Regions from separate parts of the Mus musculus genome. Here all the other regions are linked to region 1. Evidence: chromatin loops called from intact Hi-C (ENCODE). Cell type or tissue: left cerebral cortex. All regions are shown on one strand. Region 1 overlaps Espnl (espin-like). Region 2 overlaps Mlph (melanophilin). Region 3 holds the start of Ramp1 (receptor (calcitonin) activity modifying protein 1).

Region 1 (2,500 bases):
TCAGGTGAAGTGGGCTGACTTCTGTCTGTCTTCATAGAGATCAGAGGTCTCTTAGGCCTTGGTGCCCATCTCTTCTGAGCAGTGACTGGGATCAAATCCTTCTCACTTGTGAGCACAGCCCTCAGACCCTCAAGTGGTCGTATGGGTCTGAGGGTCCTGCAGCCAAGGAGCTGGTTCTGTTTCCAGCTGTCACATGGGTGTCAGTTTTAATGGCTCAGGTGGTCTCAGCTACACGGCCACCTTCTCTACACCTCCCTTTGGGCCTCAGCTCTGGGCCTGCCTCTATTGTTTGTTTGTTTGTTTGTTTTCTGGCAACTTCCTATCTCTAAAACCAGAGGGAGCTGTGTCTAGAGTGACCAATCTCCCTGACAGGAGAGCTTCTGAGACCCCAAAGCCTCAAGGCAGACAAGTGGCCCTGCCCCGATTCTCCTGCTGGTCAGCATAGCTGCTATGGTATGAATGCTAGCAGCATCTCTTCTCTGGCACTGCCTGGACCCTGAAGGAAAGCTCTCTGTTAGGCCTTTGTCTTCCAGCTGACTAACCCTTCCAAGACCCTCAGATGGAGGCCGTGGCTGGGCCACAGGAGGTCCCTAAGAGCAAGGATACCAAGAGGTGAGGAACCCTTTGAATAGAAAGGTTGGTATCCTCTGGAGGGAAACTGGCCTTCAGAAGCTGGGAACAGCTTACAGCAAGGGGCAAACATAGCAGGGGTGTTCATGTGGACATCTGGGTGTCACCTTCCCACTTGGGCACAGAGAAAGGAGTTAAACACCTTGGGGATTCCAGGTACCATAGAGAGCCACAGGAGCCAGGTGCTAGAGAGGGATCCCTCCCCACCCCCAGATTGCTGACTGTAAGATAGAGCTTGTTTGATTCCCGCTTCTGGTGACAGACAGAAGGATGAGTCACCACCCACCTTATGGGGGCCAGGAGAACTGGCCTGGAATCCATGGAGGACTTTGGGGTAGTGACTTTTTGAGGAGAATACAACTGGCATGGGACAGGGATCTGCAGTCAAGTCTCTTAGGGGCAAAGCCATGCACAGTGGGGACAGGCCATCTCCAAGAGTCTCCTACAGTGTCCCCGCATTACCACTAGGGGGAGCAGGGAGTCCTAACCTTGGGCTCTGGGATGACAGTAGAAAGGCAGTCTATACAGACTCAAGACTATGTAAGGGTCCCATAGACGGGGACCTCCAGGGAGATAAAGTTGGCACAGGGCATGGGTTTTGGTGCTGGGGGAGCCACAAAGGGCAGTGGTACAGGTCCTGGCTCCAAGTTGCCTCCAGCCTGGGCCCACCTGGGACCTGCTCTGAGATGGTGGGGTGAATCCTCCTTTTCTGCCTTTGGCTTCCTCTGCCTTTAGAGTCTCATCAGAAGCTGAAGCTGGATATATGTTTGCTAAATAAAATTGCCACCACAATACCCACACACCAGCAAAAGCAAGTGCCCCCTCCCAGCCCCGGCCCTCTGGTGTAAGCTGCACCTTTTAAAGATGGTGGCACATTTTAGTTTGGTGAATTCACACTTGGAGTCTATTCTGGGGGAAATAACTGCATAGCTGATCCTCTTCATCACAGCACCCAAAATGGAAAGTGACCCGAAAGCCCGTGAATAGGAGCTGTGCCTGGTGTCACCTCCAGCCTTGGGAAGGAAGGTATCGCCATGTCCAGATGAAATTTAAACCTGTGTTCTCAAACCAATCTCCTCAAAGCTCATGATTCACCATCAAGTGATCAAAACAGTGACTTGGGCTCCTCCCGCGTCACGCCCAGACTCATGGTTGACAGTCTGTAAGGGATATTGTTATTTGCTGCTGGAGAGTTCTTCTTTATACTTTTCAAACCCGTGTGTGTGATTTTTTTTTTTTCCAAATCACCCTAGGCCTATTTTAAAGGTGCAGCCCTTGGAAGAAATCTGTCATTTTGAGATCCTAGTTGAAAGGGCAACAGAAACCCCATTTGTCTCCATTTAAGGACCAGGCCTGATTCCGAAAAGAAGGCCATAAGCGCCAGCTCCAGGAACAGCCTAAGGATACGCACAAAATGGGGAAATATCTCAGAATGAGCCACCTGTGCTGGGCAGCCCTATCTCATCCTATGGTTAAACATGACATAGAAATGCAGACCTCTAATCACCTGTGACCCACTAGCACTCACAAAGGAAATTTTAGATTACCCTACCTTTTAAAGTAACCTACCTTTATCTAGGGTAACCATTTCAAAAAATGGTTGGCCCCCCGCATGCTGGTTGTTTCTGCAGAATAAACACTCTTTGTTTTTGCATACTCTCTGAGGCTGGGGTCTTCCTTCAGCAATTTTCAGACCCTTATACTAGTGTTGTGTCTCCTGCCTGGTCTGTCATCTGATGATGCACCGAGCCTCTAGTGCCCGCATGGTCTGCTGGGGACCTGCTCACTTGGCACAGCCAGCACTCTCTGTGACAGAGCCTGTGTCACCATTCCTGTCCTTCACTCCCTCTAGACAGAGCAGGGAGGCACT
Region 2 (2,500 bases), 410 kb before region 1:
CTGGGGCATATACAGTTTGCGTGTCCAATGGGCCTCTGCAAAGGGACTTTTGAGGACAGGCTGTGGGAACATAGGATTTAGAAACTGTACATCCTCTCAAGACCAACCTCTTAAGGTACTGAGTAAAACACTTGGAGAGGTTGGGGCAAATGGAAATGTAAGGCCGGGCAGATGAGTTCGGAGCCTGGAATATGGTCAGTGATGCTCAGCCTAGAAATAAGGACTCAGGAGGGCAGAATGGACAACGGCGTCCACTGAGGAGCCAGTCAGAACCCAGCACTGAGCCCTGCCTGTGCCTTACCTGTGCCTCATGCACTTCATTGTTCCACCTAAGCTAGTCTCATAAGTGAAAATGCCCCCTTTTACACATGCTACTTGCTAACCATGTGACCTTGGTCCCTGGAAATTCTTTGAAACCTTATCCCCTCATTTCTGCCTTTCATGGTTGATTTTGAGATGAGAGTTGTCTTAGTTAGGGTTTTACTGCTGAGAACAGACACCATGACCAAGGCAAGTCTTATAAAGGACAACATTTCATTGGGGCTGGCTTACAGGTTCAGAGATTCAGTCCATTATCATCAAGGCAGGAACATGGCAGCATCCAGGCAGACGTGGTGCAGGAGGAGCTGAGAGTTCTACATCTTCATCTGAAGGCTGCTAGCAGAATACTGGCTTCAGGCAGCTAGGATGAGAATCTTAAGACAAGCAAGGGCACACCTCCTAATAGTGCCACTCCCTGGGCCAAGCATATACAAACCATCACAAGAGTCTGTGCCCAGCATGCATGAGACACTCTGATAAGCAATAAAAATAGTTGTAAGTGCCAGGCCATGGTAGATTGCTTTGTTGTGAACCCTACAGTAGCTCTTGAGCTCAAGCATTGCTGGACTGAGCTGGAACACAGAAGTCAGCCCCTAAGGGAACTGCCCTCCAACCCTCCCTTTCCCAAAAGCCATGTCACTCCCCCAGCTAAGATTAAACTGTAAAGATGCTGCAACAGTGGCCTCTGGGAGCCCTGAATACCAAGATCCCATGAGGATGGTGGCACCATGCAGACCCCCTCAGTCTAAGGGCAACCTGCTCAGGAAACCTCACCTCTACCCTTTGACCTCTGACCATCAAGGATTGCTAAAGTAGACACAGTTACCATGTCCTCTCCCAAGAAGTAAAAATCTCCACAAGAGTGTTTTCAAGGCTTCAACCTGAATGAGCCTGGGCCCCTGGCTGTTCAGAAATACATCTGTCTCCTGTATGATGCCTGGGCACGGTGTCCCAGGGAACCCCAGTGTCACAGACGTGAAGCAGAAGGGTGTTAAGTGCTCTTGGCAGTGACTGAAGATAGAGAGGAATAGCACGCTGCCAGAGCAGATGGCTGTCTAGTGTTCAGTCGGTAACCCTGGAGCAGCCAAAGCTGACAGCATGTGTGCTCAGTCCCTCTCAGGTGAGCCCTACTCTGAGGACACCACCTCTCTGGAGCCCGAGGGCCTAGAGGAGACTGGTGCAAGGGCTTTGGGATGTCATCCCAGTCCTGAAGTGCAGCCATGTAGCCCTTTACCCTCTGGGGAGGATGCTCACGCTGAACTGGACTCGCCTGCAGCATCCTGCAAGAGTGCCTTTGGGACCACAGCTATGCCTGGTAGGTACTCCAGCCGACCTCTTTCTGAGATATGGGGAGGGGGCATTGAGGAAGGGAGGCATCCCTAAGAAGCAAGCCCCTCCCCTAGTTTACATAGGCAGATTAATTCTTTTAGTGTAACTGGCCTCCAGCAAACCTCAGAGACCCTTTCTTCCCTGGGCTCAGTGCTTCCCTGTGATACCTGGAACTATCAGGAAAGGGGCTAAACTGTCCCCAGCTCACTGCCTCTGGTATAGGGAAGAGAACTGTCATTCCCTCAAAACAACTACGGTACCACCAAGTCTAAAGTTCCACTGGAAGATCAGTAGAGCAGGTCCCACCTAGGAGCCTGTAAGCTACTCATCAGGAGACAGAGAGCAAGAGAAGGAAACTGGTTCCATTAGATTTTATCAGAAATTTCAGCTTCCAAATGAAATCCCCAAACCTGTGCCCAAGGGGGCTGATGTTCTGGGTTCAGCAGTTAAATTGGGCAGATTACATTAGAGTAAATGAGACTACACACAAATAGCTGCTTCAGGGAGACCTGTTGGTCTCTAGAGAGTGTGACTTCATGTTCCTTGCAGTGATTAGGGTCTTGGGGACCTTGGATAAAGGGGCTCCAGTTGTTCCCAAAACTGTGAGTAAATAAGCCAGCTCAGTGACACAACTTGATATTCCCTCCCATGATGCTACAACCCTGGGACACATAGAAGAGGGAAGCCAGGAGCTAGAGACCTAGCAGTGCCCAGCAAAGGCCCTTATATTTGGGAAGTTCTGAGATTGGAACCTAGGCTTTGGCAGCCAGTGATTCTCACACAGGGCTTTCCACACAGCATCTCCTAGACGGAGAGTGGTGGAGGGGTTGTTACGACAGTGAACGTAAAG
Region 3 (2,500 bases), 170 kb before region 1:
AAGAAAGAAAGGAAGGAAGGAAGGAAGGAAGGAAGGAAGGAAGGAAGGAAGGAAGGAAGAAAGAAAGGAAGAAAGAAAGAAAGAAAGAGGGGAGTCCCTAACATGTTGGATCAATAAAAATCCTCATGCGTTTTGCAGCGATGGCGGCGGTCTCTGTGGTCCTTGTGAGTAAAGGTCTTTTGACGAACTCCAACAGCAGTTCTCCTGATCAGTCTTTTTCTATCTGGGGGTTATTGATATTCTTGGGTTTGTAGCCCTGTGGGTGTCTTTCACACTCTTCCTCCGGGACTACAGTTGCATAAGTTAGGCCCCTCAAAGTGGGGTCATGGTTCTAGTATTCTTTGTCCTTTTGTTTTTATAGCCCTGTGTGGCTGTGGTGGTTACGTGTTGCCGTATGCTGTGTGGTCTCGCTTCTTGCTGTCCCGCTCCTTCAGGCTGCCCTGGGACAGCAGCGGTTCTTTTCCTCTGATGCCTAAGGCTAGTCCTGCTCGCTCTCAGCTGCTCTGAGCACAGTTTGTTTCCCTCTACGGTAGCGGAAGCTGGGCTGCTCCAGACTGTGTGTGCACATGCTCTGCTGCTGCTGCTGTGCACTTCAGGGAGTGTCCTTACGTACAGTGTGAAGCCTGCCCTCTGCCTCTCTCAGATGTCTTCCCGAGGCGTTCTCTCTGTTTCTTAGATTGGTTTCTGGACTATGGCTTCCCTCATCCTGCTGAAGTCTGGAAACTTAGTAGGCAGCCCCAGGCTGCCTTGATTTCTTGTTCTCAGGGCTCCCTGAACTGTCTACTGTGGCAATTGCTGAGGTCTGGTTACTTTTCCGTGTATAAATGGGAACTGTATCCACTGAAGGTGTTGTACAGAAGTAGACCTGCTGACTTCTACCTTAATGCCTCTCTCCCTCTGACAGTCTTTTAACGCAGTGTCAGCACATGCCCATGTGAGAGGGGATCCAATGCTGCTGATGACCAGTTAGAAGTGAGCAAATCTCACAGACTGAAGATGCCAACCTGCAGTCCTAGGGCAGCCACACTAAGGCCGGGTGTCAACGAGTTGCATCCTTTCTGTGTGAATTGGGAGAAACTCAGGGCAATTACTGGGGAGCCTCACAGCCTAGATTCTGAGCTGCAGACATGAAAGGAAGGACTGAATGAGGCAGGGCTCAGCTGCTTTCCAGCCATGACTTGCCCGTACTCCCATGTCTGTCCATGAAAGGAGGCTGGCCTCCTGGCAGGGCTTCATAAGGTTCAAAACGAAGGGCTAGCCAAGCCAAAAGAATGTGTTCCCTTCCCCATGTCCCCTTGACTTTAGGACATGTGGGGTCCCCAAGACATAGGTTTATGAACCCCAAATGTCGGCTTGGCCTGTGTTCAGGATGAATACCAGGTTGCTGTTAAGGGTCCTGAGCGCTTGGCCAGAAGGTGGCAGCAGCCTCTAGCCTTGTTCCCCTTGCTGTGAGGAACGCTGCTCACCCACCAGTATTGTAAACCTGAGTGAAGTCTCTGCCAGTGTATGGGGCCAGTGATAGTCTGCTCACCTGCAGCGTGCAGAGTGCAGACCTGCTCAGTTAGTCTGAGCTGCTGCATCCATGACTCTCCAGGTCAGGCCTAGCCTGTACTTGGGGTATCTGCCCCAGGGTTCTCAGCTTGCCGGTGTTACATGGCCTTTCTTGCTCATATTCACACACCCAAGTCTCCCTTACCACTACTGGTCCATCCTGTGTAGAGTCATGGCCAGTAGCCAACCCCAACGGAAGTCTCACCTTTTTACCTAGCAATTCCTTTTGTCCCTAAATTCGGTATTCATGGACTCTGCTACCCTACCCTGGCTTGTCACCACCTGCTGTCAAGCACACCTTTGTCCCTCCAAGGAGCCTTGTTCCCACTGACCATCTTTCCTGAGGTTCCACTTCTTGTCCTACAGACGTTGGTTGTCAGGGCTGGTTTTGGCCACACCACTCCAGCACCCCACGGGGAAAAGGAGATGGGACCACGGGGTGTTTGCAGAGCCCACAGGATAGCTGAGGAACCCAGCCGTCAGAGCGAGGTGCTGAGTTTGGGGACCTGGAGACCCTCCAAGCCCATCCGGCCCTGCAGACATTCCAGGAGGCTCCCCTCTAGTCCCAGCCGCGCTCCAGCCTCAGGTGCCGCCCGCCAGCTTCCGCCCTCGACAGCCGCGGGCGTGGGAGCCGCAGTGGGCCGGGCGCGGTCTCTCCTTAGCTCCCGCCCCCGGCGCGTCTCCAGCGGGCGCAGAGCTCGGCAAGGCGCTGGGACGGTGGGGCTCTGCTTGCCATGGCCCCGGGCCTGCGGGGCCTCCCGCGGTGCGGCCTCTGGCTGCTGCTGGGTGAGTAGCCCGGGCTGCAGCGTTGGTGGTGACCTGGGGCCGGGAGGGCAGCACCTGAACGCACCTTACTCAGGGCATGGGGTCTGGGCAAGACAGTAGAGTGGTGATGGGGGCGGGGGAGGGGGCGCTGCACCACCTTACGCTGCCACGGAGACGAGGTGGC

What was found. Hi-C counts contacts between places; a loop is a spot of excess contacts. Peaks named below come from ENCODE experiments on the same cell type or tissue, not always from the same donor. Only the 100,000 strongest peaks of a DNase experiment are listed, where the experiment ranks them.
Region 2: it touches region 1 in a loop (2.1-fold over the local background); 3 of 42 quality-filtered maps call a loop at or near these places.
Region 3: it touches region 1 in a loop (3-fold over the local background); 2 of 42 quality-filtered maps call a loop at or near these places.

The regions. Positions count from the first base shown.
Region 1 is chr1:91,346,021-91,348,520 of GRCm38, forward strand. It overlaps Espnl (espin-like), which reads left to right. Exons shown (of 9, transcript NM_001033292.3): 9 at 1-2,283. Among named protein-coding and RNA genes, the nearest start is that of Klhl30, 3.8 kb to the right of the region's middle. In left cerebral cortex, a CTCF peak has its summit at 1,083 (motif pointing right); a DNase peak (open chromatin) is centred at 1,026.
Region 2 is chr1:90,931,886-90,934,385 of GRCm38, forward strand. It overlaps Mlph (melanophilin), which reads left to right. Exons shown (of 16, transcript NM_053015.3): 7 at 1,432-1,636. Among named protein-coding and RNA genes, the nearest start is that of Mlph, 18 kb to the left of the region's middle. In left cerebral cortex, no CTCF peak of the experiment used is centred here; a DNase peak (open chromatin) is centred at 1,312.
Region 3 is chr1:91,177,804-91,180,303 of GRCm38, forward strand. It overlaps Ramp1 (receptor (calcitonin) activity modifying protein 1), which reads left to right and starts at 2,019. Exons shown (of 3, transcript NM_016894.3): 1 at 2,019-2,337. The coding sequence starts at 2,286. In left cerebral cortex, a CTCF peak has its summit at 1,409 (motif pointing right); DNase peaks (open chromatin) are centred at 1,442 and 2,160; H3K4me3 peaks cover 892 bases; H3K27ac peaks cover 996 bases.